Linked DNA regions of Homo sapiens: regions 1 and 3 are each linked to region 2. A link is a contact called in ENCODE Hi-C or POLR2A ChIA-PET data. All regions are on one chromosome and are shown on one strand. The core of a region is the stretch at or near the end of the contact, and the rest is flanking DNA. Distances in the headings are between cores, read along the strand shown. Region 1 has its middle 340 kb from the start of RBMS3-AS3. Region 2 overlaps RBMS3 (RNA binding motif single stranded interacting protein 3). Region 3 overlaps RBMS3 (RNA binding motif single stranded interacting protein 3).

Region 1 (3,379 bases), core at 379-2,878, 380 kb before region 2:
CTTGTGTGATCTCACTTATATGTAGAATTTGTAAAAGAGCTCAAATACACATATATAATGAAATAGTGGTTACCATGGGCAGGGGAATGGGAGTAGGGAGAGGCAATGGGGAGATACAGGTCAAAGGGTACAAAATAGCAGATATGTAGGAAGAGCAAATCTAGACATCTAATGTATAGCATGAAAACTAAAGTTAATAAAATTATACAGTATTAGGGATTTTTGTTCAATGGATTTTAGCTGTCCTTATCAGAAAAAAGTATGAGATGATGTCTTAATCTGCTTCACTGTGGTAACTATTTTAGTGTCTGCATGTATATCCTAATATGTAAATCTCAAATATGCACAATATTTATTCTAAAAAAACAATCAAGATTTTTATTTTATTTTATTTTATTTTGAGACGGAGTCTCACTGTGTAGCCAGGCTGGGGTGCAGTGACGTGATCTTGGCTCACTGCAACCTCTGCCTCCCGGGTCAAGCGATTCTCCTGCCTCAGCCTCCCAAATAGCTGAAACTACATGCGTGCACCACCACGCCCTGCTAATTTTTGTATTTTTAGTAGAGATGGGGTTTCATCATGTTGCTCAGGATGGTCTTGATCTCTTGACCTCATGATCCACCCACCCCGGCCTCCCAAAGTGCTGCTGGGATTGCAGGTGTTAGCCACCGCGCCTGGCCAAAATGTGCACATTTTAAGGTGTTTTCTCCCCTTAGTGTCTAGAATATCTCCTAAATATTGAATGCCTTTTGGATTTCTTTGGAAGTTTATAGCACAAATGTTTTTGGCCACCTCTTTCTATGTCCCTCCTGTAGCCTCTCCTTGGCCTTTAAGATGCAGAATAATGTAGTTGTTGAGATCTTCCTGATATAAATTTATGCCAAGTATACACATCAGCAACAATTGTACATATCACTGCTTTCCTCCTTCCAACAGGTATAAGGACTTAGTTCTCAGTCCTGGGTTTCACTTCACTGCATGCTGCTTTGTGCAATAGTTAGCAAGCATTTTAGGGGACTGGCTAAGCAAAGTTTCCAAAAATAAGAGAAATCTAGAGGCAATGAACTTCTCCAAAATTTTGAAATTAAAAACATCCTCAAAACCCAAGAAGAAACTAGTTTAATTTTGTCAAACATTATACCTAACATATAGGGTATAAAGTTGTTGTTTTGAATTACACATATCATGAGCAGCTTATAAAATTCTTTTTAGTAAGTATCAGTCCCTAAAATCTTAATATGACCCGGATTTAACCTCATCTTTCCTGTCTTTTCTCTTTCCAGATTTTATTAGCAAAATTTCTCCACTGATTATGACTTTTGAGTTACCCCTTCTTCCTCTGTAAACACTGTTTTTTTTCTATTTTTTCTAGTTATCCAAAACTGGAGTAATTGGCAAATCACTTGCACTGGAACTCAAATTCTTGTGGGTTTGCTGAGAAAAGGTTATACAGAAGTAAAACCACATATACTTGAATTTTGCATAAGGGGAACTCCAGGCCAGGGAAAGATTGTGGTTTTGTAGGAAGATCACTCTCACCCTCAAAAAGCCAAGGGCATCTTTTCTTTAAAAGAGTTCCCACTTTGTTTATGTGGGAAATTGTCCAGGGCACAGCAAGTCTCTGGCAGGACTTTGCTGGCCTTTTGCTTTCTAACTGGCTGTTGTAAGCAAAAACAGCCCTCCAGAGTCTCTGTGTTTTGGTGACATGTGCAGCTGCAGTTTTCAGGGGAGGAAAGGGGCAGGAAAGAAAAAGGAGGATATCCTAATTCCTTTCCCACCTGATGTTCTAAAATGTTGAGATTGGGTCCTTACAGCCAGGGGTCATGAACCTAAATAAAGCACAGGGTAGCCAGCAGTGCTAGAATATCCACTCCATTTTCCTTAATTCAGTCTATAAAACAGAAGTATTCTGAAGTCTGTCCATGGATTTGATTTCCTGCAGTCTGAGCTCTACTGAGAGAGAGGTGGTGGAGCTCCTTCCTCTCTGTGGTGTCTCCAGCACCCTATAAATCAGCAGCTGGCTCACAATGTGTGCCTTTATATCCCATGGCCAAATCTCTACTGGCTACTTAAGGATACATTTCTGGGTCTTTGAGATGAGAAACTACACAACAGATGAGTGAATTTTAAGGATCCTATCGGTGTAAAATATATTAGGATTTGAATTAGAATATAATGGGGGTTCAGAACCTAGACTCTAGTCTGACTGCCTGGGTTTCACATTTCAGTACTTACTAGCTGTTGGACCATAGCTACGTTTTTGTGTGTTTGTTTGTTTTTGAGACAGAGTCTGTGTCACCCAGGCTGGAGCACAGTGGTGCAGTTAAGGCTCACAGCAGCCTCAAACTCATGGGCTCAAGCGATCAGCCCCGACCTCAGCCACCTTGAGTGGCTGGGACTATGGGCGTGTACCACCACGTCAGGCTAATTTTTGCATTTTTTGTAGAGACAGGGTTTCACCATGTTGCCTAGGCTGGTCTCGAACTCTTGGGCTCGAGCAATTGGCCTGCCTCAGCCTCCCAAAGTACTGGGATTACAGGTGTGAGCCACTACGGCCAGTTTTTCTTAAAAAAACTTTCCAAGCCTCTGTTTCCTCTTCTATAAAATGGTAATAATAATAGTACCTATCTCTTGGGTTTTTGTGAGGTTTAAAAACATGATTGTTGCAAAGCCTTGGGAACAGTGCTTGGCAATAATAAACAGTAAATTTAAGTGCTGTTGTGCTTGTGGTGGTTCATAATATTGGTATTATTATTATTATTATTATTATTATTATTATTATTATTATTATTGAGATGGAGTTTCACTCTTGTTGACCAAGCTGGAGTGCAATGGCATAATCTTGGCTCACTGTAACCTCTGCCTCCCGGGTTCAAGCAATTCTCCTACCTCAGCCTCCTGATTAGCTGGGATTACAGGCGCACACCACCATGCCTGGCCAATTTTTCGTATTTTTAGTAGAGACAGGGTTTCGCCATGTTGGCCAGGCTTGTCTCAAACTCCTGACCTCAGGTGATCCTCTCACCTCGGCCTCCCAAAATGCTGGGATTACAGACATGAGCCCCTGTGCCTGGCCTGCTATTATTATTGTTATTCTATTGGCGTAACATAGATTAGGTTGTCCAGGAGTAGAGCCTGAGACAAGAATTCTGGTGCAGGTATTTATTGAGGAATTACTCTCAAGGGAAACCTGTAAGGAGTGAGAGAATTAACGTAGGACAAGGAAGAAACTAGGCAAAGATGTAGTTTTAGCAGAGGCCTCACTTCAGCCTGATCCCATGGGGACATCTTGAGTAAGAATTACAGCAAAAGTTGTCCCACTGTAAGACAAGGTGACCAAATTTGTACCCCTGAAACAATTACTCATTGGTTTTAGGT
Region 2 (3,693 bases), core at 578-3,077:
TTAGTTTTCACATACGAAAAAAAAAAATGGCCATACTCCAGACACTGGTCTTTCTATTTCAGGAAAGATGGCATATAAGAAAACCTCACTATATGCAAAGGATTTGTGGATGGTTCCTTGGAGTTAATTTTCATGGGCTTTAGAAGGTATTTAAACCTCAAGACAAGGAGAGGGTTTATAAATGATTGACAGAAGCTCTTTAGCTACTCAAGTCCAAGAGGGTAGCACCTCTTAGCCGTTCAATGAATAGTATGGAGAATTCGAAGGGCTGCTTAGAACTCTAGGGCAGCCTATTTTTTGAAGATTATGCTTTTGACCTTTCTTGCTAGAAGTCATCCATCCATCTAATAAGTGTTATTTAAGGGCATACAGTGTGCCAAGAACGCAACTTGGCATCACCATGGAGACCATAAAATTCTAGTCTCATCCTCTCATCCATCACAACCAAGTAGAAGTTGGTGCTGTTAATGTCAAGAGCAAATCAAGAAGTCAAGAAAGACTGAAGCTCAGACACATTGTCACTGGTGTAATCTCCACCTTTGAAGGTGCTGCTCTGATATCAAATTTTATGTACAGAGACAAACACATACACAGTTGACAAAGTAACAGACATAAATTATTTTTATGTTTTATATGTTATTTTTTGAAGTAACATCAGGTATGTACTTTAGCTTATTTTTTCACACAAAGTTGATTTTTTTGGGTAATAACAATAGAATTTATACTAGTTGCAGAATTATCTACAACCACCATAGTAAAGAAACAAAGCCGTAAACTAGGTCGTATTATTACTGTTATCTTTTGAATTTTTGGACAGAGCTGATTTAATAATTTGGCAAACTTGTAACTAGGGTAACTAGAAAATGCTGAAATTTAAATCTATGTTATTTATATTATTTTGATCTTTATATGGCCTAAAAATGCAGGTTTAACTCCAGCACACATAGTAAAATTAACAGTAGAAAGAAACAAACATCAGAAGCCATATGTAATATGTCTGTGGTGCTCTTGACACCCCTCTGTCTTCTCTTCTGAAATGTGTATTCCTTCTGATATTGGACACATACAGTTACACACACACATACACACACACACACACACACACACACACACACACACCCCTTGGACTGAATTCTAGATGCAATTTTAAAAATCAATAATTTAGTATCTCTTCATATAATTCACACCCCTTCTTATTTCCCCCATGATTTTTATTTAAGCTTGTACGCAATTTTTGGCATGAACTAAGCTTTTTAAGACTTTATGCCACTGTAGGGATTTTTGGAAAACACTGATAAAGCCAATAAAATAACACACCGATTCAGATATTACCCTTGTTCAAACAGGGCTCTCAAATGGGTCCTATTTTCTTGGATTTGCCCACTCTGAAAAAAAAAAAAAAATTCACTGCAAGCTAAATTACTTTCTTTAACATACCTAGATTTTTTTTATTTTGTTTTTATTTTTAACTCTGGACTTTATTAAAAGGACAAAGGAATTCACTGGAGTGGGAATAACACAGATTTTACTGTGCAATGAACTTAAATGCACTTCTATAAAGTAAGTCATGAACACTGACTTCAACCTTTCATTTTCCTCAGGAAGGACCCAGTTAGAACCAGCAGTCACTGTGGCTGAGGGAAGAGGCACAGTATTCTGGTCTGGTCTAGGTTCTTCTTTCCTTTTTCAGTTTCTTTTTTGGTTCCTTTCTGTTTGTACTGCTCTTGTGAGCTTCTTATTGTTCAAGCCTCATAGCTATTTATGGATTATGCACAGTTTGGGCTAATATGATTAACATTTGCCTCAAGAGCCAGGTCTTCTCATGTAATTGGTTCTCTTTCAAAACACGTGGCCTCCGCCTGGATGACTGGCTTGCTACGTAACCTGGAACGGCCATGTCCTGGGTCTTTCTGTGCTGCATGTTTGGCCGTGGAATTTATTTCTTCTGTCCTGCTGGAGTGGGTAGGATTGTTTGAACAGGAAGAGTCACTTCCTTGTTATGCTCTCCCAGCATTGTAGAGCTCCAAGATGTTTCCCCTGTGCCCTTCCATTAAGCCCTTACAATCTCCTGCACTAAAGTTTAATCACTTCCCTCCTAATATCCTAAAGAAGACAAGAGCTTTCTCTCCTAATTCTTTCCTTCTCTCCTTTTTCTTTTTCTCTTTCCTTCTTTCTCTTTGCTTACCTAGTATTCTTTCCAGCCTGCCTGCCTATCTGCCTTTTCTTCTCTCCTTCCTCTCCTCTTCCTTTACTCTCATTATTCCCTTTGTTTTCCTTTTCCCCACTGTTATTTTTTTTTCTAATTTCATGTCATTTCTGTTATGAAAACTAGATCCCAGTTAATGGAGCTTTATCGTATTTGCACACAGATGAAAGAATACATGCATATAATAATGAATTGCTGCATTCTTTGTAACAAGAGAATATTGGAAACAACTTGAATGTCCATTAATAGGGGACAAATTGAATAAACTATGGCATGTCTGTAAAACAGAACTCTCTGTAACTGTAGAAAAGAATCAGGAAACACTCTATGTATTAAGTTGTAAGTATCTCCAAAATATTTTGTGAAGTGAAAAAAAGACATAGTGCAGAACATTTGTATTTTATATTTCGTTTGTGAAAAAAGGCGGTGGTGGGAAATAAGATTATATTTTACATTTTATTGCTCTTAGTAAACACCAAAAAATTTGTGTAGGAAACTATTCCTGGGTGTCAAGGATAGATGGGCTGAGGAATAGTAGAAAGGGAGATTTTATCGTTATACCGTTTTGTATTTATTAACTTTCAAAAGTGTGTTAATATATTATCCATCCAAAAAGTGAAATATAATAATGTAAACCTGGGAAGCCAATGTAAGATTCAGTTGAAAGAAAACTATCCCATTAAATGCATATATATATATATGTGTGTGTGTGTATGTATGTATATACATGTGTGTATATATGTGTGTATGTATATATATACATGTGTGTATGTATATATATACGTGTGTGTATATATATGTGTGTATATATGTATGTATATATATACACATACACACACACACACACACATACACACACATATGTATAAATTTGACATGACTGGTATAGTTATCCAAACTCACAGGTGTTCTTCTAGAATATTAGCTATCTATGGCTTAAATTATGTAAAATTGTCATTTTTTACTAAAAAACCATTTCAAATATTGGCAATTTCATACTATTGGCCTAATCTTTCCTTGTCTTAAGTTGAGGCATCAAAAATCTATCATCAGGTTGCCTGGGCTATTACTCTCTTTAACTTCATTCTTCTCCTGTGCTATAGAAACTTTTGGAGTCATATTTCATTAATTTCCCCAGGTCACCTGGATAGGACTATGAAGTGTGGCAATCCTGAATCACCTTTCCATCCTTGCTTTATTAACTTTACACTTGACTGTAGATTAAACTGTCATAATCTACCACTGAGATTATGGTGTTTTTTTCCTAAGAAGTCATTCTGAATCTCAGGCTTTCCTTGCAGGTCTAATGTCTTCATTGCCACCAAATTTATCTTTCTACAATGCAGTTTGACTCCTGTTTCTTTTTACTAAGTGCATCCCATGTCTTCTCACTGGCTACATAATATATATGGACTAAACTCCTTGGAAAGCATGCAATTCATCCTCATTCTTACCTCCACCCACTGATCTTTCCATAAACTCTCTAA
Region 3 (3,594 bases), core at 46-2,545, 440 kb after region 2:
CAGCAATGGAGCTGCATCTCTTGCAAATAAATAGTCTCAATTCAAAGTCATGAGACAACAGTTCTATTCCAGGCTCATCCACTAACTAGTTTTTAGGGAAGCCAATCACAGTCTTCTAGTGTTACTTTCTTCATCTGTACAATATAGAAGTTGATATCTGAGTCTTGAAATTATGTGACTCTCAAACTCTGGAATGTGTTTTCATTAGTCAAATATTGTCATCCACAGTTTCATTTCCTAAGAGGAATGTGTTGTAATGCTGAGCAAGATACCCTCAAAATTTCTGGTTTCTACAAAAGGGCATGTAAGGGAGGCCTCTCTGCTTCACTGTTTGGTACTTAAGACACTTGTATCCTAAGAATGTCAGGTGCCTGGCAGGAAGAAAACAAATTGCAAAAACTGAGAAGAAAATTCATCGCATTCATTCATCTTTGTTTCTGGAACTCACTATTTTATTCCTTCCGTTACAATGGATTAAGAAGGAAATGACATAATTTGTTTTTGAAATGTCAGAAGCAGTGCAGAGTTTAGTACTTTAAAAAATAGTTTAATGTTGACCCTGTGCATACGTAAATCTTACCAGAAATGAGGATGACTGGCTTACAACGTTAGATACTCTAAGTTGCCAATAATTTGTACAGAGCCTGTGATTGCAAAACCACAAACATTTCACAATACTGGAAACCTCTAATTAACCATAATAAATGACAGGATGGGTTTGTTTTAAATACATGGTTAATAATGCTTACTGCTTTAAGACCATAAACTGTGTGATTCTCTATGGAGGTGACAGAGGTAGGCTGCAAATGGTTTTGCAAAGTACGTTTCTACCTCTGCATGTTAAGTCTGACCCAGAACATTCTACTAATATTGGATCAGCCTCTCATCTGACGTAATTTGCCTGTGGGAATTGTATCGGCTGTTAAACTAGCTCCTCTTAGTAGCTGTTTGAAAAAAAAAAGGAAGAAGAAGCACAATTCTGTGGTGTGTTTCAAATAACTGAAGCCAGTGTCCTAGGTACTGAGACAAGAAAGAATGTCAAACAGGACCTTTAATGTGTATTTATATTTAAACATCAGACCTAACAGAAAACCCTGAAGCTTTATACAATGATTAGAGCCTTGTAAGATCCTAATTAATGTATTGTCAGGTGAATGGTTGGCCTGGCACTCAAGCTGTTCTGAGGGACGCAAGGGGTTTCAGGTACCGCCTAGGAAGAATAGATGCAGTTGTAGTGATTCAGTGGCCCATCTGAAAGGGACATATAAAGGCAGCTGTGTCTGGTGTGCTGTCTTTTCAGACTCACTTGATAATGCTAGTGTCAGTTTCAACTGAAGCGTGTGCCAGATTCCAGACAGCTTGAGCTGGCATTTCAGAGAGGTTAATTGTGAAACTTGAGAAGAAAATGGGCACATTCTTCCTAAGATGGCTATTCAAATATAGTCTCTTTCCTCCCCCCCCAGAGCTTTCTGGGTCTCAGTCTCACTTTTGTTCTGCTTCCACGTAAAATGCATGAGGAACACTGAGCCTTTTCCCCTTGGCAGCTCCTATATTGCCATCTTTGCTGGGACTGCTTTGCCTTGTTAAAATGTGCCCCGTGTATTAAAATGGAATTGTCACTGCTGGGTGGTGCAGCGTAACATGGTTTGACACTAAGCGCCGGCAGCTACAGAAAACAGACTTTTATTGCATTTATTCTTTCAGAGACGGGAGTCTCTAAAGGCTCACAGCAGACATTCACTTAGTTAAATCTGAATGAACCCAAAGTGAACAATCTACTCTGCTGTCTTTGTGTTCATAGAAACAGCCCCCATCCAGCTTGATATGGCTGTAAAACAGTGTTAAGAAAAGATGATCACACTTAGAATGCAGAAGGGAGGACTTGAGGCTTTCAAACAGAACAAAAATATTTTAAGTGGGTGGAGTGGGTTAGCCACTTGATTTTCTTTTTTAGCTTCCTCTCTATTCCCTAAAATGTATTATGTAGAATAAACACACACACACACACATACACACACACACCCCTACACACACACACACACCCCTAGTATTAGTCTTCATTTATAATTCCATGCCATTTTAAGACAAAGGATTTGATTTGTAGGACTCTTGCAAGCAAGCTTTAGATTCTTAACTGCCTTTTATCCAGATGAGTACCCAGAGAGAGATTGAACAGGGAGGGGGCTCTGAGGCATAAACTTTGCATTTTGTAGCTCTCCTGGAATAAAAATTCCATAAAGTAACATCTGTAGTAATTAAGGGCTTACATTTCCTCTCCCATTCATGTCTCTGCTAGGAGAGAAGGTTATTTTCCCAAAGAGACAATAGTGGATCCTGTGGGAAGAGAGAAAGAACAGAGTTAGAATTCTTTTCTTCCTGGAAATGGAAATTTTCTACTTAAAAAAAAAAAAAGATAAAAAAATTGAAAGACTTACAGTAAAAGGTTCCACTGGAAAGGAAACTTGAAAGAGTTAGGAAAATTGTACTTAGCTGTTCCTAAATATTTAGAATGAGGAAAGATTCCGCTTGCCTTTCTTATCCAAACATCTTCTGATATAGGGGAACTTGTGAGTGAGTAGTAAACAAAATGCTGTTTTTGTTTTTATTTTTATCTATTAAAATTGCATAAAGAGTTTTCTTTTTATTTGGACATCAAATTGATTCATTCTGAAGACTTTTTTTTTCAAAATAATACTTATGTGGATCCATTGGGTCACCTGATGATATACATACTGAGCGTTAATGTTAAGTTAGTTTCCTACACTCTCTTGTCATAGCAGGATCAGCTACTTAAATTAGGGTGAAATATGACAATGTAGATCCCTTTGTTAAAACACTGTTAAGAAGTTCAAGGTGGCAACAGCAGAACTTTAAACCAAGTGCAGGGTTGTTCTAAGTGTGGGGCTGTGTGTGAAGACATAGGCCTCATTCCTGTAAATTTAGCCCTGCTTGGCGGTAGAGATTTGTCATATCCATCGATACAGAAAGATGCACTCTCATCACATGCTTCATAAGAATGTACATCTGAAAACAAAACTTTGTCAGAGAATAATTATAGCTCAAAACTGGAACTCGTTCCTGATATTATCTTCAAACTTGTTAAACAAGTGATACAGATGCCCTGACTTCCTCTCTCAGTTAATTTTTAAGAATTTCCCGGGCAAACCTTCCACTGAGCCACATGCTTGCTCTCTCTACCACATTGTAATAAGGACGCACGCCCTCCAAGCTGCCCAGCTCAGCCCCCTGCCCTAATTACTTCGCCAAAAGCCTCTCCTAGATTCCGTGCCTCTTCTCAGCATTTCTCTCACTTCTGGGATTCCTCTCACATTTGAATTCTTATAGCTGTAATAAATATGTATAACTTACTTGACATTTGTTAGCATATTTTTTTTGTATCTTGTTTCCTTTGCCATGTAATATGGTCCTATAATATGGCCATGTAATATGGTCCTGAAATGGACATAAAATTTAGATGTAGGAAAGTTTTACAACTTGAGTTGATGGGCACCATTCCAAGAAAGCTCATATTAATAACAGCAGAAAATCCAAAATTAAACTTTGCCTTTTGAACACATTTTACACATTTCACAC

The links. Hi-C counts contacts between places; a loop is a spot of excess contacts on that map. ChIA-PET counts read pairs that join two places held with the same protein, here RNA polymerase II (POLR2A). Pooled maps may share reads with other maps.
Region 1: a map with no recorded cell type shows a loop between it and region 2 (4-fold over the local background). The contact joins two enhancer-like sites. A Hi-C loop is called at or near these places in 1 of 168 maps with a recorded cell type or tissue (PC-3), 4 of 37 single-sample maps with no recorded cell type and 3 of 50 pooled maps.
Region 3: a map of endothelial cell of umbilical vein shows a loop between it and region 2 (7-fold over the local background). The contact joins two enhancer-like sites. A Hi-C loop is called at or near these places in 11 of 168 maps with a recorded cell type or tissue (A673, MCF 10A, PC-3 and 7 more) and 16 of 50 pooled maps. POLR2A ChIA-PET finds 5 or more read pairs at or near these places in 2 of 52 experiments (GM12878 and MCF 10A).

The regions. Positions count from the first base shown.
Region 1 is chr3:28,939,192-28,942,570 of GRCh38, forward strand. No RefSeq gene overlaps it. Among named protein-coding and RNA genes, the nearest start is that of RBMS3-AS3, 340 kb to the right of the region's middle. Within about 2 kb of position 1,629, at least 2 of the 41 ENCODE cell types and tissues checked have a DNase peak (open chromatin) inside an H3K27ac peak, as active enhancers do.
Region 2 is chr3:29,322,609-29,326,301 of GRCh38, forward strand. The region is part of intron 1 of RBMS3 (RNA binding motif single stranded interacting protein 3); the gene reads left to right. Among named protein-coding and RNA genes, the nearest start is that of RBMS3, 43 kb to the left of the region's middle. Within about 2 kb of position 1,828, at least 22 of the 41 ENCODE cell types and tissues checked have a DNase peak (open chromatin) inside an H3K27ac peak, as active enhancers do; they include ascending aorta and endothelial cell of umbilical vein, where a contact is called at or near this core.
Region 3 is chr3:29,758,261-29,761,854 of GRCh38, forward strand. All of the region lies in intron 5 of RBMS3 (RNA binding motif single stranded interacting protein 3), which reads left to right. Among named protein-coding and RNA genes, the nearest start is that of RBMS3-AS2, 120 kb to the left of the region's middle. Within about 2 kb of position 1,296, at least 12 of the 41 ENCODE cell types and tissues checked have a DNase peak (open chromatin) inside an H3K27ac peak, as active enhancers do; they include ascending aorta and endothelial cell of umbilical vein, where a contact is called at or near this core.